Regions from separate parts of the Homo sapiens genome. Here region 1 is linked to region 2. The links are chromatin loops, found by intact Hi-C in ENCODE. Cell type or tissue: Caco-2. All regions are shown on one strand. Links, peaks and the distances in the headings refer to the core of each region. The heading gives the core; the rest is flanking DNA.

Region 1 (10,771 bases), core at 3,380-8,379, 92 kb after region 2:
CGCTCTGGAGACAGTGACGATGCTGGAAGCGATGTTATTGTACAGGACCTGGCTGACTATAGCAAAGAAGTTGAGTTTTATGCTAAGGGTGATAGAGTGCTAACAGAATACACTGGGAGTAACCTGATCCACATATTCCAGATACAAACTTGTTTCTCAAAATTTGCAATAAAGAAAAATAGAATAAGGCCAGTGCAGTGGCTCACGCCTGTAATCCCAGCACTTTGGGAGGCCGAGATGTGTGGATCACTTGAACCCAGGAGTTCAAGTCCAGCCTGGCCAACATGGTGAAAACCTGTTTCTATAAAAATGTAAAAATTAACTGGGCATGGTGGCACATGCCTGTAATCCCAGCTACTCAGGAGGTTGAGGTGGGAGAATTGCTTGAACCTGGGAGGCAGAGGTTGCGGTGAGCTTAGGTTGTGCCATCACACTCCAGCCTGGGTGACAGAGCAAGACCCTGTCTCAAAATAAAATAAAAAGAATAAGAGGAAAATGTAATAGTCCCTATTTTGTTGTTATCTTGATTTTTAGGGTTGGTTGACTCTTTGTTGCTACTAATTGAGTAGACCTTGTATTATTTTGAAATAAATGAATTCTTAAAGCAATGACCACACTTTGGGAATAACTGAAAAGGTAGCCAGCAACTAGCCCAGGACCCCAAGTCATAGGAGATGCTTGCTGACTGCTTATGGCTAACGAAGATCATACTTCAGTCTGGGAAGGAGACATTCAGATAATAAATGTCAATCAGCAATGTCTGTAAAACATTATCAAAAGAAATGCATGAGGAGGAAAATATGACTCCAATGAATGGAAACAACGGAAAATGTTGTCATAAAATAGCTACAGAATTTCGGAGTGGTTAACTACATGTTTGTTTGTTTTTTTATATACTCTCTGCCCAAAATTGTTGATGCTCAGGATCCTAAAGAAAGCTAAGTAAAAATTTTCCAACTAGGCTAGCCTCTAAATTCATGCAGTGTAAAAATGACCTTTGATGGTAACACTGAGGGATGTGATTTCAATTTCAACACTATACATTTCCAAAGGATTAGAGATGTCCCTCTGACATTCCCCATGTCCTCGAATAAGCCATTTGGATATATCATTGACTCAAAAACTTATTTAAAACTTTCTTAAACTCATCTGTTTTCAACCTGCACCTCCCCATGGAATGAGGAGTTTCTCGATTTTTTTTTTTTTTTTTAGAAATTCAGAAATTTGTTTATCCTAAATTCACTTCTTTCAAATTACACTTTCAAAATATCACTAGTGCTCTACTGTGTCTCTACCCAATCTCAGTGTCTCAGTGTCTTCTCTTTCTCGGGAGCATTGCAAGAAGAAGGGAGAGCAACCCCTTTTGTACCTTTTGAAGAGAAATTGTTGAGGATAGGAGGAGGGGATGCAGAAGGAGTGCAATTACCCAAGCACAAATCAAAAAGGAGCCACTGATTACTAATGGCTGGTTTGGACTCCTGGAAGAAAGGAAATCAACATTTTATAAAAACACTAAAGAAAAGCAGTTTAGTGTCATCAGTGGCTTGGGAGTCAAACAGCCTTGGTTGGAATTCTTACCCCTTAGTAGAAGGTTATTTAACTCCTCTACACCTTAGTTCCTTCTATAAAATAAGCTACTAATTAGTCTTCACTCCATGGAGCCACTACATTATAAGTGAGAAGATTCATGTGTGCTAGGTGTTTAGCACAGAGCAGGTGCAATCAGCACCCTGGAATGTTTGCTCTGACCTTCCCTAGTCATGCTCCCACTTTACAGAATGTCATGTTGAAGGCCCCTCCAAGCTTTCATCCTGAGGAATCTTGATATGGCAGCCCGCGCTCCCAATTCCATTCAGACCCTTCAGAGGCATTCTGACTCCTCTCCAATGAGCCTTGGAATGTGGCAATTGAAATTGTTTCAAAGATTCTAGATACACTGTAATTTACAGAGTTTAGCTTGCATATCCCTTTCTGAGGATGCTTTACATTTAGTTGGCGTTTGTTTTTAGTTCCAGTACTTTGAGCTCACAGGAAACTCCATAAGGATAACTCACAGGGATTGCTGAATCCCATAATTATTTAAGTGTGATTTCCTTGTTCTCTTGCTTACCTTGAAATTTTCTACTTCTATTCTGGCCGCTCTCAGAACTTAGTGAGCTGTTTTGCCATTTATTCTTAGTAGCTTGACATTCTGCTTCTCTAGAAAACGTATCGTGATGTGCAAACTTGGAGATCTCAATTCTGAATTACTTATAGAAATTTAAGACTAATTCTAGCACAAATGCCTGGGAGGTCATTAGTATTTGCAGTTTTTCTATTCAAAGAAGAATCATCCATCTTTCCCCAGTCTTTGGCTGAGTTCTCAGTTCTTCAGGCCTGGATTTATTTTGTTTTAGGCACTAAATCCATGTGCCTGAGCTAACTTGCATTTTAACTTTACGTGGTCACTCTATCCATATCTGATATTTGGCTTTTTGCATGATTAAATTCTGGCTCCTGAGCCCCATGATTGGGGATAAGCACAGCCTTCAGTTTAGACCCTCAGTAACACACTCAGGTTAGCTGTTCCTCTAATTGTCTTTTTGCCAGGCGTTGTGCCAGCATATCCATGCTAGGTCTTGTGCTAGGGAGACATGAATTACAACCCCAGTGTTGTTTTCCTGTCTTTACTACCTCAGAGATTTCTTGTCATGAATCAAGCAACAGAACTGAAATTGATATTTAACTTTGTAAACTTCCCAGTGCCAGAATGCCCCAAATGATTACATTAAACAAGAACTACTTGCAAAGCTGTTCTTCTGTTTGTGTGTTTTGTCAGCCTTTGAAAGATTAACCATGTGTGGACGTGAATCCAATAAGAGATACATACTTCCTATGTACCGTGGAATGAGGAAGTAGCAAGGGAACTTCACTGATAGCAAGCTGGGTCTCTCTCGTGATGGAAATAACAGTGTAGGCCACATGTGGTGGCTCATGCCTGTAATCCTAACACTTTGGGAGGCCGAGGTGGAAGGATTGCTTGAACCCAGGAGTTTGAGACCAACTGGGCAACATAGTAAGATCCCATTTCTAAAAAAAAAAAAAGAAAATACAAAAATTAGCTGGGCGTGGTGGCATGTGCCTGTAGTCCCAGCTACTGGGGAAGCTAAGGCAGGAGGATCTCTTGAGCTGGGAAGATCAAGGCTGCGGTGAGCTGTGATCACACCACTCCATTCCAGCCTTCATGACAGAGTGGGACCCTGTCTCAAAGAAAGAAAGAAAGAGAAAAGAAAGATAAAGAGAGACAGAGAAAGAGAAAAAGAAAAATAGCAGTGAAGCCATTCTGCATTTTAAAAGCCAAGATTGATTGGATTCTGTAACATTCTTGGTACTGTTTTGTTCTGACTCCAAATTCCAACAGTACAATGAAAGCCAAGCCTTTTTTGGATTAAAATAAATGACTGACATTAATCTTCCTCTTGCTCATCTACTGCTTTATTACTTACAAAGCCTTGCCCCAGTCATCTCACTTAGCCAAACCCAGACCAACCTGTGCAGCTGTCCTGATAGCCCTTACTCAGAGCTTTGGTAAACCAGTTTGTTCTTTTCTTTCCAGAACCAGGTTTGGACCAGCTAAGAAAGTTCCTAGAAGCAGGCTGGGTTAGAAGAAGTCTCCCACTTTCTCCCCATATCCTTGTCTCTTCCCAAATGCTGCTACTCTGCTTTTGTTTGTTCTACTCAGACGTGTAGCTTAGTGTTCTTCCATCATAGGGGGCCTGCAGAGAACCAGGAGGGGAAGAAGAAGGACTCCACATCCTTTACTCCTTTTCAACAGCAGCCTTTGAAATCACCAGATCATCTTCGAGCTTCTCAGTGCTCCCTATTGATTCAAACAACAGATCTAGAAGTTAGGAGTCCTAGGTTCAAGTTCTTATTTTGCTACTAACTGAGTCAACTTGGGCAAGTCTTTCAACTTCCTGGGGTCCTTAAACCTCATTCTGTAGATGAGAACGTTAGATTGGATGGCCTCCCATACTCTGTCCAATCCCAGCACGCCATGTATTATAGAGAAGCTTCGAGTGCCTGCTATGAGTGAGACAGAGTCTTGGTACCTGCTCCTCAGTAACTAGAGTGCAGTTGGGGAGTGAAGGCACCACACAGTGTTATCAGTATGAGGCTATGTGTCATGGAATGCCCAGGCCGTTGATGGCTGAGACTCACAATTTTGACTGCAGCACTGGAAAATAATACTGAATGCAATTCGTAAACAAGTCTGTGAGCTCTTGGGAGGCCAAATATCATCAACTCTTTTGCAATTTGTTAGCGTAGGGACAGATGTTTGCAAATTGTAGATATTTACATGGATGAAATACAATACTCTAAGGGGATTTTATTGGAATGAAATGTCCAGTCACCATATTGTAAATTTAATTCCAACCAGAATCTTTATTAAGCCTTTGGGGCAGGCGGACATGGGGATATAAACATTTTAAAACTCGGCTGCTCTCCAGAAGCCAGCACTCGGAAATGCAGCAGTCTTCTTTCCAGTTGCTGAAAAGTTAATGTCCTATTTTAGTCACATTTAAGTAACTTTAATTGAACCTTAACTCCTATTAGCTAGTTCTTGAAACACCAAGAAAAAGTCAGGGCATGCACAGGTATTTGGAACAATAGCTACGTTTTGGGTGAGTGTTCTTAGCCACACTTGATAATGCACCAGGGTTCCCATTAAATAACAGCCCTTAGTTTAGGCCTCTCCACATGGAAGACCCTCAAAAAAATTATTGTTAGGGGATTTCCCCTGAAATTCCAGTGTACCTGAAAGCCAACTTGAATTAAAGAAAATAGGCCAGGCGCAGTGGCTCTCGCCTGTAATCTTAGCACTTTGGGAGGCCAAGGTGGATGGATCATGAGGTCAGGAGTTCAAGACCAGCCTGCCCAAAATGGTGAAACCCTGTCTTTACTAAAAATACAAAAATTAGCCGGGCATGGTGGCAGGTGCCTGTAATCCCAGCTACTTGGGAGGCTAAGGCAGAACCTGAACCCAGGAGGTGGAGGTTGTAGTGAGCCGAGATCTCGCCACTGCACTCTAGCCTGGGCAACAGAGCAAGACTCCATCTCAAAAAAAAAAGAAAAAAGAAAAAGAAAATAATTAACACTGGTGCACTTGAACATTATAAAAGTCGTTTGCATTTCCATTATTTTCTCATCTAAACCCTAGTTTACAAAGGAAAAAACTGAGATTTATGGAGATTAATCTGCTCAAGATCACATTTTCATGGCATCAAGAGTCCTCTACCTTTAACTTAAAATTCCGTGATTCTTTCCAAAGTGCTGATGATTTTAAACACAGATAAATGCAGACATAAACACAGATAGAGATGCTGGTTAAGGAGTACAAAGCTTCAGTTAGGAGGAATAAGTTCTGGAAATCTATTATACAGCATGGTGACTATAATCAATAACAATATATAGATAGTATACTTGAAAACTGCTACGGGAGTAGACTTTAAATGTTCTCATCACAAAAATGCTAGGTATGTGAGGTGATGGATACATCAATTATTTGATTTAATAATTCTATAATATATACATATATCAAAAAATCTCCATATATCTCTACATAAACATCATATATATCTATATATATCACCATATCTATATCTATATAAATATCTATATTTTATGCATACTATAAGAATAGATAAATAGATATATTTCTCCTAATAACTTTGCATTCTTTGGAGGTAAAGAAGTCCTCGAGAGGGCTGGGCACAGTGGCTTACACCTGTAATCCCAGCACTTTGGGAGGCTGAGATGGGTGGATTACCTGAGGTCAGGAGTTCAAGACCAGCCTGGCCAACATGGTGAAACCCCATCTCTACTAAAAATACAAAAATTAGCCGGGAGCGATGGCAGGTGCCTGTAATCCCAGCTGCTTGGGAGGCTGAGACAGGAGAATCACTTGAACCCAGGAGGCAGAGGTTGCAGTGAGCTGAGATCATGCCACTGCACTCCAGCCTGGGTGACAAGAGTGAAAATTACATCTCAAAACAAAAAAGTCCTCAAGAAAGAAGAAATCCTTTATTCAGTGACATTTTTCTTCCCCATACTTTTCCAGGCTTTCACATACCTTGCCTCGGTTGCATGCATTGAACTTCCCAAATATCAGACCCAAGTATGAATTTCAGGAAAAGCCAGAAAACTCCACACCAATCCTTGAGAATAATTTTAAGAAATTCTTCAGTCCTTAAAGATTCCTTTTGGTGTCCGGTGTGCTTCTTAATCAGGGCTAGCGTCCGGCCTGTTTTTAATTTCCCTCTTCTGCCATCTGCTGGTAGTACATCTGCAGTGGCATCTTCCAGAACATAAGCCACAAGATCATTCGTGTTCCTTGGGTCAGACTCTCTGTAAAACTTAAGTGATTCTCAATTCCAGCTGCATATTAGAATCATATGGGACATTTTCAAAAGTATTAATGCCCAAGTCCCACCCCTAGAGATTCAGATTCATTTAATTTGGAAACGATCACCAGTATTTTCTGAAAAGTTCACCAGAGAGTTAATACGTAATATGTAGCCAGTGAGACCCACTGGCCTAAACAATCAAGTCTAACTAGTACAGATAATGGGAAAGTTAATGTAACCAAGGAAAATCTGCATTCAATTTGGTCATATCTAGATGAGTTCTCCAACTCATTTTATACTGTTAATATAACTCACTCCAACTCTATGTGCTTTTTATGGATTAAAAAATTGAAATCAATTATTTGCAGTCTTTCAGGATTTTCCTCATGATTAAACAGGAATACACCCTAAAGTAAATCAGCTTTATTATTTTTTCCACATTTCATATTATAAGCTATGATATAAACAAGTACTAAAAATAAAATGAGTTCTGAAAAAGGTATAATTCAGAAAGAAGTAGGCTTGTATTTTATATTAATGTTCCTATAAATGTTGCATCCCTTTTCCACATTGAAGTTAGACTAAAAAATCAGAAGCTTGATTACTTTGTAAGCAGATAGATTGAAAAGGCAATTTATTTGAGATTGAATTTCTGTCTAATCATGAGGAAAACTGAAAATTTGCAGAAGAAAATAATATAAGCTTTATACACACACAATACATTATGTACAGATCCTATGTATTTTTACATATTTCAAATGAGTGGGACATAAGGGTTTGATATTCTTGGAAGTGAATTTAACAAATGATCCAAAGAATATCTAATAAAATAAGCAAGCATCAATCCTGTTTTCCCAGGAGATATTCTGTAGGTCTGAGGGTCAGGAAGCGCCCCTAGACCCCAGCTAACCCCAATCTCAAGTAGCCCAAATGGAAATGTGATGTGCATATTCTAATAGATTCTCATAATTGTTGGAATGCTTTCCATGTTGTCAGTAGAGAATGTCAGTTTTTTTTTAATCATTGCCTGTACCTCTGACTTGCTGAGCCACCTGGAACTAGGGACACCGAAGCTGTGGCATTTTCTCCTTAACTATGTGAGCTTTCTGGAAAAACAGAACCAAAATCAAAACCAACTAACCAACAAACCAACCAAACAACAACAAAAAACCCTCTTAGTAGCTTTTGGCTTTTAGACTTTGAGCTTTAAAACTTTTAGGAACACCACACAAAATTCACAATCTTGTTAAGGAGTGATTTTTCAGTCTGATGAGAGAGACTTGTCACTGTTAGCCCCAATGGTAACTTTTTGGGGAAATAATATAATAGAACATAAGCAATTCTTGAACAAGATGGATCTGAAATTTTCACTGAACTTAAAAGATTTCCAGTAAATACTAACCTTACAAAAATTAAGGCAACATGAAAGAAAGGCAGAGTAAATTCAGTTGTTTTCGGTTTTATTGCCTGATTTCAACTTGGTTTAAGTTCTAAAAATATCATGTAATTATTTCCATGGCTGAAGAAATGAGTTACAAAACTAGAGAGATGTGATCTTGAAATAATTTGAAAACAACCCACTAGCCCAATCTCTCACCCTTATTTTATCTAGAAGATTAAATGATTGTCCTGGTGAATTTCTCAATATTAATTAAAATTAGAGGTTTAGAACAATGGCTATGTCTTTGGTGAGTATTTTTAGCCATACTTGATTAGATTAAGATTCTAATTCTGATTATTTACAACAGACCTAGGGGGATAATGTGATTTTTAAAATTTCTGTTAAAATTATTTTGTACATGGAAGGAAACCATTTCAGCGCCCTTCGATACTGAAATGTAAACAGCTAGTTTTAAATTCCTGAGATTAGTGTCAATCTCAACCAAAATATTATCACTAAAATGAATTGTCATACCTATTTAAACTATTTAAAACTAAACAGGATTACTCACGGAAATCCAGTTTACTGGATTTAAACATCACCAAATTGTTTGGAAGGGAAGTTTCGTTATTTGGAGGGCAGACAGGTTTAAAATCAAGGTGAGACATAGAGAACTTAAAACATATTCAGTGTTGTACAGTGAGTAAATGGGGAGGGTGGGACTAACTTCAGATGTTTTGGTGGTCACCAATATTCCATTGCCTTGGGAACCCCGCTGTTGAACTCATTAGTGACAATACTCTCATTTTAGTTCTCTTGATAAATGCAAACCTCTGCAGATTTTAAACCAATTTCTTGCCTTTTTCAAACTGTGCACTCTGTCATTTGAATGTTAAATTCCAGAGCTCTTTATTCCAAAAGATGTCACTAGGAAATGTCTGATCCATTCCAACCGCCTTGCAGAAATACAGCAAAATTATGAAGCAAAAAAATATTTGGAGGCTTTACAAGGGTACTCATGTGGGACTGCTATTTCTCAGGACAAAGACAAGTTATTCAAAAGATTACATTTGTCAGACAAAAAAGGAGAAAGGCAAGATTATGCTGGCAGCAGAAACCCAGTCTAGCAAGACCCAAGATTTTAGGAATAACAGCAAATTCACAAAAGGGTTTTGATGTTATCAGTATGTTAAATCTATTGAAAAATTTTAGATGATTAATTTAAAATATGTGTATTTAGTCCATAGCATAATTATACTTAATTTTAGCATAAGTACACTATTAATTTTCTTTCCTTCCTTCCTTCCTTCTTCCCTCCCTCCCTCCCTTCCTTTTCTTTCTTCTTTTTCTTTCTTTTCTTTCTTTCTTCTTTTTTTGAGACAGGGTTTCCCTCCCATTGCTCAGGCTGGAGTGCAATGGCACAATCTTGGCTTATTGCAACCTCCACCTCCCGGGCTCAAGCAAGTCTCCTGCCTCAGCCTCCAGGGTAGCTAGGACTATAGGTGCATGCCACCGCACCTGGCTAATTTTTGTATTTTTTGTAGAGATGATGTTTTGCCATGTTGGCCAGGCTGGTCTCGAGCTCAAGTGATCCACCTGCCTCGGCCTCCCAAAGTGCTGGGATTATAGGCGTGAGCCACTGCACGCGGCCTCACTATTAATTTTCAATTCAGATGTCAGTCATTAAAAAGTCCCTAAAATAATTGGCAGGAAATATATAGCTTCTAAGAACTTTGTGTGGAAAACAGATCTATTATTATAATTTTTATGCTGGAATTGATGATTTTACCAAAATGTAAGCTCCATGAGATCAGCAATTTTTTTACTTCTTTGGTCTGTTTTGTTGTTGTTTGTTTGTTTTTTAGATGGAGTCTTGCTCTGTCGCCAGGCCAGAGTGCAGTGGTGTGATCTCGGCTCACTGCAGCCTCTGCCTCCCGGGTTCAAGCGATTCTCCTGCCTCAGCCTCCTGAGTAGCTGGGACTACAGGCACGCGCCACCACGCCTGGCTAATTTTTGTATTTTTAGTAGAGATGGGGTTTCACCATGTTGGCCAGGATGGTCTCGAACTCTTACAGTTCTGGTGCCTTGATTAGTACTTGGAATGTGATTGGTCCTAGAAATATTTGTTGAGTGAACGGCTTTTCTTAAACTGATACAAATTGGCTAGCAAGTAGACAAAACTAAAATTGTGGACAACTTACCAAAGCTAAAGAGCACTTAGTACTTAGAGCTTATTCCTATTTTCAGGTTTCATCAATTTGGGATTAAGGAAGGGAATTTGGTTTTGATGTTGATTTTGTTTTTACCAAATCTTCAGCCCCTGTATGTGCAGCCACGTGCTCACCTTGACAGTTTGCAATGCCAGAGATGGCAATAGAAAGAGGGGTTATATTTAATGTGTCTTTATGTCTTCAGGGTGTCTTGTGCATAGTGGGTATTCAGTGCATACTTATAGAGTTGTGTTGGAATAGGCAACTTACGTTTTAAGCATAGCTTTCTATTTTTCTTGGCAAATTTTATTCTGGGAAAGGAACGACATAAGCGCTGAACACATAGACATATTGTTATTCAGTCCTGCCACAATGATTAAGTTTGGTTTTATTTCCAGACCTGAAATGAAAATCAGTTAACATATGGGAAATGCTGCACAATTCCTCTCTACCTGCCTGTCATTTTCTAAGGAAGTGCTAGCTGCATGCTTTCCCATGTGGTTTTACAGTGGATTTATGTTGTATTAAGATACTGTGGTTAATAAGCATTTCGATATGAGAGTCAGGTAGGTTGACACTTACTGGCTAAGTTTGCCCTGTGCTGCCCCCACCTAAGCAGGGCTCATGTCACACAGCAGGGGAGACTTCATGGCTGAATTTTCATAGGATGGCACCAGGGGCAGTTGGGCACTCAAGGAGTGGGTACAGTGAATGCACTTTCCACCTCCTCACTACACCTTCCCCTGTCCTATCAGTCCACATTCTTTAAAGTCACTGCAGTGTTTTTGAATGCT
Region 2 (10,771 bases), core at 2,514-7,513:
ATCTAAGATAATAAACTTTTAGTATTAAACAATGAAAATGACTTTTATGTTCCTGCATAGTCAATGATATTATCAACTATGGAAATGACCAAGCAAAACAAAAACTTCAGTAGGTAAGAGAAATAAAAACATGGAAAGCCCACGAAAATGAATAATCTTATTCATTCTAACTTAATTTGGAATGTTTTCCATTCACAATATTTCAAAGCATTTATTGGTTCAAAATTTTTTTTTTTTTTTTTGAGGCGGAGTCTCACTCCGTCCCCCAGGCTGGAGTGCAGTGGAGCAATCTCGGCTCACTGCAAGCTCCGCCTCCCAGGTTCATGCCATTCTCCTGCCTCAGCCTCCCGAGTAGCTGGGACTACAGGCACCCGCCACCATGCCCGGCTAATTTTTTGTATTTTTAGTAGAGACGGGGTTTCACTGTGTTAGCCAGGATGGTCTCGATCTCCTAACCTCGTGATCTGCCCACCTCAGCCTCCCAAAGTGCTAGGATTACAGGCGCTCATGAGCCACCATGCCCAGCCAGTTCAAATACTTTTTTTTCTTTTATTTATTTATTTATTATTATTACACTTTAAGTTTTAGGGTACATGTGCACAACGTGCAGGTTAGTTACATTTGTATACATGTGCCATGCTGGTGCGCTGCACCCACTAACTCATCATCTAGCATTTGGTATATCTCCCAATGCTATCCCTCCCCCCTCCCCCCACCCCACAACAGTCCCCAGAGTGTTATGTTCCCCTTCCTGTGTCCATGTGTTCTCATTGTTCAATTCCCACCTATGAGTGAGAATATGCGGTGTTTGGTTTTTTGTTCTTGCCATAGTTTACTGAGAATGATGATTTCCAATTTCATCCATGTCCCTACAAAGGACATGAACTCATCCTTTTTTATGGCTGCATAGTATTCCATGGTGTATATGTGCCACATTTTCTTAATCCAGTCTATCATTGTTGGACATTTGAGTTGGTTCCAAGTCTTTGCTATTGTGAATAATGCCGCAATAAACATACACGTGCATGTGTCTTTATAGTAGCATGATTTATAGTCCTTTGGGTATATACCCAGTAATAGGATTGCTGGGTCAAATGGTATTTCTAGTTCTAGATCCCTGAGGAATCGCCACACTGACTTCCACAATGGTTGAACTAGTTTACAGTCCCACCAACAGTGTAAAAGTGTTCCTATTTCTCCACATCCTCTCCAGCACCTGCTGTTTCCTGACTTTTTAATGATCGCCATTCTAACTGGTGTGAGATGGTATCTCATTGTGGAGGTTCAAATATTTTTAAAATGCTACATGAAAAAATGTAAATGATTATGTTTTCAAGTCCTCTACCCAGTTCTCCCATTTTTCTCAATGAAATGTAATTACTCCTATGGTAATGTGATAGACCACTAAAAGAAGAGGGCTCCTGAAAGCATTCCTTCACCAATTCCTTAGCTTTGGAACCAGGTGGGTCTGGATTTGAATTGTAGTAGCTACATCACTTTCTAATGTGTGTGCCTCCATTTCCTCATCTGTAAAATGAGCACATCATCACTCTCTACATAAGATTACTGGAAGGAATAAAACAGTGTAAGCAAAGCACCTAACATGGTGCCAGGCATCATGTTAGGTGCTAAATAATTTGCTGTCTTTCAACTTCTATACCTTAGTGTGCTCCCTCCTTTCTCATCCTAGAAAGCTTACATCCAGATATGAACATTCAGATCTCTGCTCAAGCTTCTTCCCTACTCCCCTTATCTAATACCACACACCCATCATTCTTAGCTCCTTACCTTGCCTATTTTTCACTGTAGAATTTATCACTATCTTACATGTTACATATTTATTAATTTACTGCCTTTCTCCTCTACTGAGCATAAGGTCTAAGAGGCCAGCAGCTTTGTTTTATTCACAGTTTTATTAGCAGCACATAGAATAGTGCCTGGCACATGCCAAATGCTCAGTAGGTATTTGTTGAATGAGTAAACTTTCCCCTAGAAACCACAAAAAAAGAAAAAAAGCCCTAAAGCTATCCTAATGATGGTTGGTATTTCCTAATAGTACTAATGATTCATCTCTAATCCCAGAAGTCTGCTATAGATGTGAACCTGTACTATTATCCTCTCAAACAATGATGCTGAATGGGAGTGGCAGCCCACCCTAAAAAATGCTGTGGATATTTGATGGGTAATATATCATATGATAATATAGTCATGCCAGATCACTTACATAATGACTACACTATTTTATTATAAATTATGCTTATTTCTTCTCTATATTTATATTATGTATATATCAATATATAGCACAGGTGGATTATACTACCTATGAATTTCACTTTAGGTATGGTAAAGGAGGCTTTTCATAAAATGTATTATAGGAAGGGGATCTGGGATCTGATAGGGCTGAGAACTCCAAAGCCACACATAACAATAAAGCCTTTCAACATCTCCAACAAGCTTCCATTCATGATAAAAACTCAGCAAACTAGGATCAGAAGGCAATTTATTTAATCTTATAAAGAACATTTTTAAGAAAGTCACAGCAAACATCCTACTTAAGAACAAAATCCTACAAACATCCCCGAGAATAAAAATGAGACAAAGATACCTACTATCAACACTTCTATTTAACACCTTATGGAGGTCCTAGTTTGTGCAACAAAGAAGGAAAAAGAAGCAAAGCACAAAAAGATTAGAAATAAAACTGTAGTTATTAGCAGATGACATAACTATGCACACAAAATCTTCACAATTTTATACAGGAATTTAGCAATGTTGTTGGGTACAGGGTCAATAAGCAAGGATAAATTCTTTTATCGGTTTACAGCAGCAAATATACAAGAAAATTTATAACGACATTCAAAAACATCAAACACCTAAGGGTAAAAAAGATTTATAAGCCTTCTACACTAAGAATCATTATTGAGAGAAATATAGACAGATATTTTTATACAACTTATCTTGATTGAAAAGTCAGCTCCAGCCAATGTTAGGACCTTATGGGTAACAAGACTGGAAGGTTGACCAAGTAAATGAAAATAAAAGGACTCCATCCTTTTAGCTTCTCAGGTCATAAGCCTTGGAGTCATCTTTAATTCCTCCTTTTTCTCACATGTCACACATGATCCATCAGCAAATTATGTAGGCTCCTTATTCAAAATATATTCAAAATCTGACCACTTCTCACCACCTCCACCTTGACCTAAGCCACTATCAGGGATTACTGCAAGAATTCCTTCTGAACTGGTTTGTCATCCTGTTCCCACCTTGAAAACTGCATTTTTCTTTCTCTTTCACATCAATGTCCCACTCTAAGAAAATCTCATAAGGGTGAGTTAGGCAAATTTAGCTCTAAGCTTTAGGAACAAAAACATTTGCTTTTCTTAGCTTGCTTTTAGAGCCTCTGTCTTGGCAAAGGAGAGCTATGTTGGTGCATAGCTGAGTGAAAGATCAAATTTAACTTTGTTATCTAGTTCTCCAAACAGGTCGGTCTAGCTCAGCTGGGGCTTACTATAATAAGGCAAAAGCTTCCCAGTGATAGATAAAGTATGGGCATTGGTTTAGTTTTGGTCTCTGTGTACTTATTTCCTTCAGATGCCCGAGGAAAGAGAAAAAGTAGAGAAGCAGCAGCAGTGTCAGGTCAGGGTTCAGGTGTTTGGAATTCTACATACCAACTTATGAGGATAATGATAATCATCACCCAGGTCACTTTCTGTGTTGATGGCACCGAGCTAATAATTTTACGTGGATTATTTCCTTCAATTTAACAACCTTAACAAGTCTTATTATCATCATCTTCATTTTATAAAAAGCCAGCTTCAAAGAGGCTAAATAATTTGCTGAAATTCACCCAGCTAAACTTGGAAAACGACTTCATTAGTGAATCTGACTCTAGATTATGAGTGTTCTGATGAGAATGAAGGAACTATTTGGTTCAGTTCTCTACTTGCCCGTTTTTCACCCTCCTTCTGCCTCTGACCCATGCAGACTTAGCTCTGGTAACAAGTACTCAAGTGCATTTCTGTCTGTGATCAGAAACAGGGATCTGATTAAATGTACCCACAGCCTCCTACTCCGGGATGCATAGTGAGGTTTACCCCTCTGCCTTTCTCTCCCTGTACCCCTGGGAATGGTCTATGGTTGGATAATGTCTTTAAAGTTATTTTCTAGTCCCTTGCCTTCCCATTTTTGGTTTGGTTCAGATCATCAGCATCTGTTCATGACACTTTATGACAAAATTCTTATCTTATAGAAAACAGTGATAATAGCAAACATGTATATTATATTATGCTTTCTATGCACCAGACACTGTTCTAAGTGCTTTACATATATTAATTCTTATCCTCATGGTAAGCCTTTCAGGTAGGCACTATTTGTATCATCAATTTAGATGGGGAAGTTGAGGTATAAAGAGGCTATGAAACTTGTCCAAAGTCACACAACTACTAAGATGTGGAGCTGCAAACCTAGCTGGTCTGGCTCCAGAGTCCTTGCTCACAGCCACCGTGCTAGACCACTTCTCCAGAAATTTTTACCCTGAGCACTGAAGAGTTTGTTTTTGTAAACAAAATGAAAGTTAAAAAAAAAAAAAGAGGGCTGGCATTTATAATGTCTATCAAAGTAACAAGAGTCATATTAACAATTTACAACTGTTCATCCTGGAGTGTGGCCTCCAAAGCACACAGTTCCATCACTGAGTATGGGTATTAGATTTGTTCCCTCTAAAAAGAATGTGGTAATCATGAACATTTCCATTTTAAATTAAGAGTATACTTACACCTACACAACAAACCTCATACATACCTCCCAATCTCAAATAGAAGGTAAAATTACAAAAAAGAGTGCACTTAATATTACTGACTTTCAACAATCACAAATTAAAAATTTTTTAAAACGACAATGACAGAGGCTGAAAAGGTTCTGAAAATATTTTTAAAGGCAAAACTCACTCATAATTATCAGTAGAGATTAGACATATTTTTAGAAAACAAATAAAATCAACAAAAGAAATATCAACATGAAAATTACCTGAAATCCAGCTTTAAAAAAATTCTGTCATTTTAAGTACCTATGACTAGAACCCTCCTAAGAGCATCCGTGAAATTCTCCATCAGTGCTTCTACACAGATTTGTTTCTACAAAGTCTCTAAACCTCTTATGAATCAAAGTCTTAAGCCACTAGGGAAGGGCAGCAAAGCCTGTCACTTTCCACAGAGCACAGGAAAATACCATTTACAGCTGTGGAAAAGGTAGATGAAAAAATGCTCTACTGACACCAAGCAGAGTTCTCATTCTGCTAGGGGAGAAACAGGAGGCTCCCCAAACCAATCACAGACACAAGACAGATTCTGGCTGCCAGAGAGAGGAACAGCAACAATGAAAAAGCTCCCCACATCCTTTCCTCAAGGCCTAGGCACTCAGGGCCTTCCCAAGGCTGAGGCTGAACAACAGAGAACATCCCCATACACAACACAAGCCTGGGGCAGAATAACAACGAGTAGCAGTCTATCCCTGGGACGGCTGCAAGAGTGGAGAGAGGGAACCACCATGTGGCTTCATTGTACAGGGACGACTGAAAGCTGAGGGTAGAGCACTAACACTAAGAAAACCCTCCAGCTAATCTAGGCCCATGTACTGAGGCAAAATCAGAAGGCAACAACTGCCCAGCTAGAGGAATTTAAAACATGTGGTGCATTGACATAGCAATAATAAAACCAAGGCCCAGCTCAGCTCCTGACCAAATTGACTCAATCTTTCATAATTATAACATAAGTACTATTTATCTCAGCCTCTATTGTTTTATACAAGATGACTGACATATAATAAATAATGAGAAGACACACATAAAAGCAAAAACATTACCCGCTTCCGAGTAACAAAGGAATGATCAGAAACAGACTCGAGGATAGTCCCCAGATTTGGAACTATCTAATACAGACTTTGAAATAACTATGCATAGTATGTTAAAGAACCTAGAGAAAAAGGTGGTCAACACACCTAAATAGATAAGGAATTTCAGCAGAGATGAATCTGTAAGAAATACAAATGCTATATTAAAAAGGCATAATATTAGAGATGAAAAATTCCTTCTACAAATGATATGGTTTGGCCGTGTTCCCACCCAAATCTCATCTCGAATTGTAATCTGAATTGTAATCCCCACAAGTCGAGGGAGGGACCTGGTGGAAAGTGATTGGATCATGGGGGTAGTTTCCCTCTTGCTGTTCTCATGATAGTGAATGAGTTCTTACGAGATCTGGTTGCTTAGTAACTGTCTGGCACTTCCCCCTTGGTACTCTCTCTTGGCTGCCTGCTAAGTAAGATGTGCCTTGTTTCCTCCTCATCTTCTGCTGTGATTTCAAGTTTCCTGAGGCCTCCCCAGCCATGTGGAACTGTGAGTTAATTAAACCTCCTTTCTTTATAAACTACCTAGTCTCAGGTAGTATCTTTATAGCAGTATGAGAATGGACTAATACAACAGGCTCATCAGTTGACTAGACACAGCTGAAGAAAGAATTAATGACTGAAGATAAATTGGTAGAAATTACTAGTACAAAAAGAAAAAATAAGAAGAATGAATAAAAAGAACACAATATGCAAGAGTTATTGAATATAATATTAAGAAGAAATCTAACATGAGTAACTGAAGTCCCAGAAAGAGAAAGACAGAAAGGGGCAGAAAAAAATATCTGAAGAGATAATGAGTGAGAATTTCTTGACAATAATGAACATCAAACCACAGATTCAAGAACTCCAAGCAGGATAATTCTTAGATATATCAAACTGCTGAAAACCAAAGATAAAATCTTGAAAGCAACCAGAGAAAAAAATACACTTTACATATAAAGAACAAGAGATAATATTAAAACAGGTGTCTTGTGGAAAACTATGTAAGTCAAAAGACAATGGAGTAATATCTTTAAAATAGTAAAAGAAAAAAATGTTAATCCAGATTCACATACGCAATAAAAATAACTTTCAAAAATGAAAGCTAGATACTTTTTCAGACCAGAATAAAGGCAAGAAAAATCACTGCCAGCAGACCTGTGTCATAAGAAGTTCTTCAGGCAGAAGCAATGACTCCCAACAGACATTTGGGACTTTAAGAAAACAGCCACTGTGGAAAACAGTCTGGCAGTTTCTTGTACACATTCACTTACCATATGACCCAGTAATCTCATTCTTAGGCATTTGCCCAAGAGAAGTGAATGCATATTACCACAAAACAAAAACTGTGCACAAACGTTTATGGAGGTTTTCTATAGCCACTGAAAACTAGAAATACCTTCAAATGTCTATTAACTGGTGAATGAATAAACAAACTGTGGTAGAGCCATACAACGAACTACTACTCAGTGATAAAAGAGAACAAATTACTGATACATGGAACCACAGGGATGAATCTCAAAAACATTATGCTAAATGGAAGAAGCCAGACATGAAAGATGACAGAGAACAGGAAAGAGATCACTGCTGCCAGTTGCTGCAGTGAGTGTGGTGATGGCGGGGGGAGACTCAACAACAGGCTATGAAATAACTTTTTGGGATGAAAATATTCTGTATCTTGACTGTGGTAAAAGTTACAAGACTGCACTTCTTTGTCAAATTTCATAGAATTATATACCTAATAAGGGTAAATTTTACTGTATATAAATTATACCTAATTAACCTAAAAAAAATCAACACCAAGTCAATGTGATAAGGCAGTATAAGAATCTTCTCTCAAATTTTAGACATAAAGATATAACTTATTTTAACAAAATAAAAATGTACTAGTCATACTGCATCAAATTTATTCCTTCAAAACTCCGTGTCATCTGATTTTTTTAAAGCAAAAATATTTTCATGGTATTTTATATCATATTAATAATGCGAGTCAGAGAAGCATTTATTGAAGCACATAAATACGAACACTGTAGATTATCAGACTAGCATACTAAATAGTTGGATTTCAACCATTAAAGGTTGTAGAAGAATGGCTAAACTTCTATCTAGGGAAAATGTTGATTAAAGGGCCAAGAAAGGTTAATGGGATTCTGGCACGTTATCCTTTCTATAAATGACTCAAAATCAGGTAAAGTCTTAAAGTACTTAGATACTGATAGGGGTTTTGGCTGGGCGCAGTGGCTCATACCTGTAATCCCAGCACTTTGGGAGGCCAAGGCGGGCAAATCACTAGAGGTCAGGAGTTAGAGAACAGCCTGGCCAACATGGTGAAACCCCATCTCTACTAAAAATACAAAAATTAGCCAGGCATGGTGGTGCACACCTGTAATCTCAGCTACTTGGGAGGCTGAGGCAGGAGAATTGCTTGAACCCGACAGGCAGAGGTTGCAGTGAGCCGAGATCACGTCACTGCACTCCAGCCTAGGTGATATGGCGAGCCTCAGTCTCAAAAAAAAAAAAAAAAAAAGATACTGATAGGAGTTTCAACCTTTATGCTAAACGTCTTTCAGGTTGTTGTCTGGTACAAATGGAGTCAACACAGACCTGATACACATTTTAGAAACATTACAATGTATCTGCTGAAAAAATGAACTTACTGTAGTAATTATTTTTGGTGCATGATGTTCTGACCACATTAAGAATGACAATTAAAAAATGAACACAGATAAAATGTAATTTTGTAAAAGTCACTTTATATTAATTATTTTTATAACTATACGGCATAGTCAGGTTAAATATTCAGATACCATTTAAAATACATAAACACATGCATTTACATACTACATGTAGATTTAAAATAATGAGATATTTCTAGTCCCTTTCCTACATCTTTTTCAAATTTTTAATTGACCAATAATAATTGTGTACATTCGTGGGGTACAATGTCATGTTTTGATCTATGTGTATACTGTAGAAAGATTCAATCAAGCTAAATAATATATCTATGAATATACCAACATTTTTTTCTGTGTGGTGCAAATGTTAAATATTTATTCTTTTAGCAGCTGTGAAATACACATTAATAACTACAAGTCAGTCACCATGCAGTGCACAATTATCTCTAAAACTTATTCCTCCAATTGAAACTTTGTACCCTTTGATCAACCTCTTCCCTTTCCCCATACCTTCCCTTATTCCTAGCCTCTAGCAACCACCTTCCTACGTTCTTTTTCTGAGATTTTCTTACAATTTTTTTAAATTTACTTTTTATTTTAAAATTTCTTTTGTAGAAATAGTGTCTTGCTATGTTGACCAGACTGGTCTCAAACTCCTGGCCTTAAGAAATCCTCTCACCTTAGCCTCCCAAAGTGCTGGGATTATAGGCATGAGCCATCATGCCCGGCCTAAGATTGACATTTTTAGATTCCACAAGTAAGATCATACAGTATCTGTCTGTCTGTGTTTGGCTTATTTCACTTAGCATAATGTCCTCTGCTTCCATCCATGTTGTCATGAATGACAGTATTTAAAGCTGTATAGTATTCCAGTGTATAGATATACATTTTCTTTTTGTTTTTTTAGAGACAGAGTCTTGCTCTGTTGCCCAGGCTGCAGTGCAGTGGCATGATCTTGGCTCACTGCAACCTCCGCCTCCCGGGTTCAAGTGATTCTCCCACCTCAGCCTCCCAAGTAGCTAGGATTTTTACAGGCATCTACTATCACGCCCAGCTAATTTTTGTATTCTTGTATAGACGGGGCTTCACCACGTTGGCGAGGCTGGTCTTGAACTCCTGACCTCAGGTGATCTGGCCGCCTCAGCCTCCCAAAGTGCTGGGATTACAGGCATGAGCCACCATGCCCAGCCTTAGATATACATTTTCTTTAACCATTCATCCACTGATGGACACTTGGGTTGCCTCCATATCTTAGCAATTGTGAATACTGCTGAAATAAATATGGGAGTGCAAATATCTCTATGACACAGCAATTTAAATGCCTTTGTTAAGTCAGACTGATGGATCATATAAATATTCTATTTTTAGTTTTTTCAGCCACCTCCATACTATTTTCCAAAATGTCTGTATTAATTTACAATCCCAACAGTGTACAAAGGTTCTCTTTTTTCCGCATCCTCATCAACATTTATCATTTGTCTTTTTGATAAAGTCATTCTAACAGGTGTGAGGTAATATCACATCATTGCTTTAATTCTCATTTCCTTGATGATTAGAGATGATGAATATTTTCTCATATATCTGCTTACCATTCATATCTCTTTTGAGAAATGTTTGTGATACCCTTTCCCTATATTTTAGTTAGGTTGTTTTCTTGATATTGAGTTGAGTTCCTTACATATTTTGGATATTAGCCCCTTATTGGTTATATGGTTTGCAGATATTTTCTCCCAACCCATAGGTTGTCTCTTCATTCTGTTAACTGTTTTCTTTGCTGTATAGAGCTTTTTAGTTTGATGCAATCCCACTGGTCTATTTTTGCTTTCGTTGCCTGTGTTTTTGGAGTCCTATCCAAGAAATCATTCATTGCCCAGATCAATGCTGTGGAGCTTTTCCTGTTTTCTTCTTGTAGCTTTACCATTTCAGGCCTTGTGAGTCTTTAATCTATTTTGAGTTGGTTTTTGTATATGATATAGTCCAATTTCATTCATCTGCATGTGGATATCCAGTTTTCCCAACACCATTTATGGAACGAATTGTCCTTTCCTCATTGTGTGTTCTTGGCACTTTTGTTGAAAATCATTTGACTGTAAATACTTGGGTTTATTTCTGGGTTTTCTATCCTGTTATATTGGTTGATATGTGTGTTTTTATAACAGTACCATGCCATTTTGATTACAATAGCTTCATAGCTTGAAATCAGGAAGTGTGAT

What was found. A loop is a pair of places that touch in the nucleus more often than their neighbours do. Peaks named below come from ENCODE experiments on the same cell type or tissue, not always from the same donor. Only the 100,000 strongest peaks of a DNase experiment are listed, where the experiment ranks them.
Region 1: it touches region 2 in a loop (7-fold over the local background); 4 of 110 quality-filtered maps call a loop at or near these places.

The regions. Positions count from the first base shown.
Region 1 is chr10:113,795,322-113,806,092 of GRCh38, reverse strand. No RefSeq gene overlaps it. Among named protein-coding and RNA genes, the nearest start is that of MIR4483, 23 kb to the right of the region's middle. In Caco-2, for the core only: a CTCF peak has its summit at 6,327 (motif pointing left); a DNase peak (open chromatin) is centred at 6,292.
Region 2 is chr10:113,886,465-113,897,235 of GRCh38, reverse strand. All of the region lies in intron 5 of NHLRC2 (NHL repeat containing 2), which reads right to left. Among named protein-coding and RNA genes, the nearest start is that of NHLRC2, 37 kb to the right of the region's middle. In Caco-2, for the core only: no CTCF peak of the experiment used is centred there; a DNase peak (open chromatin) is centred at 5,535.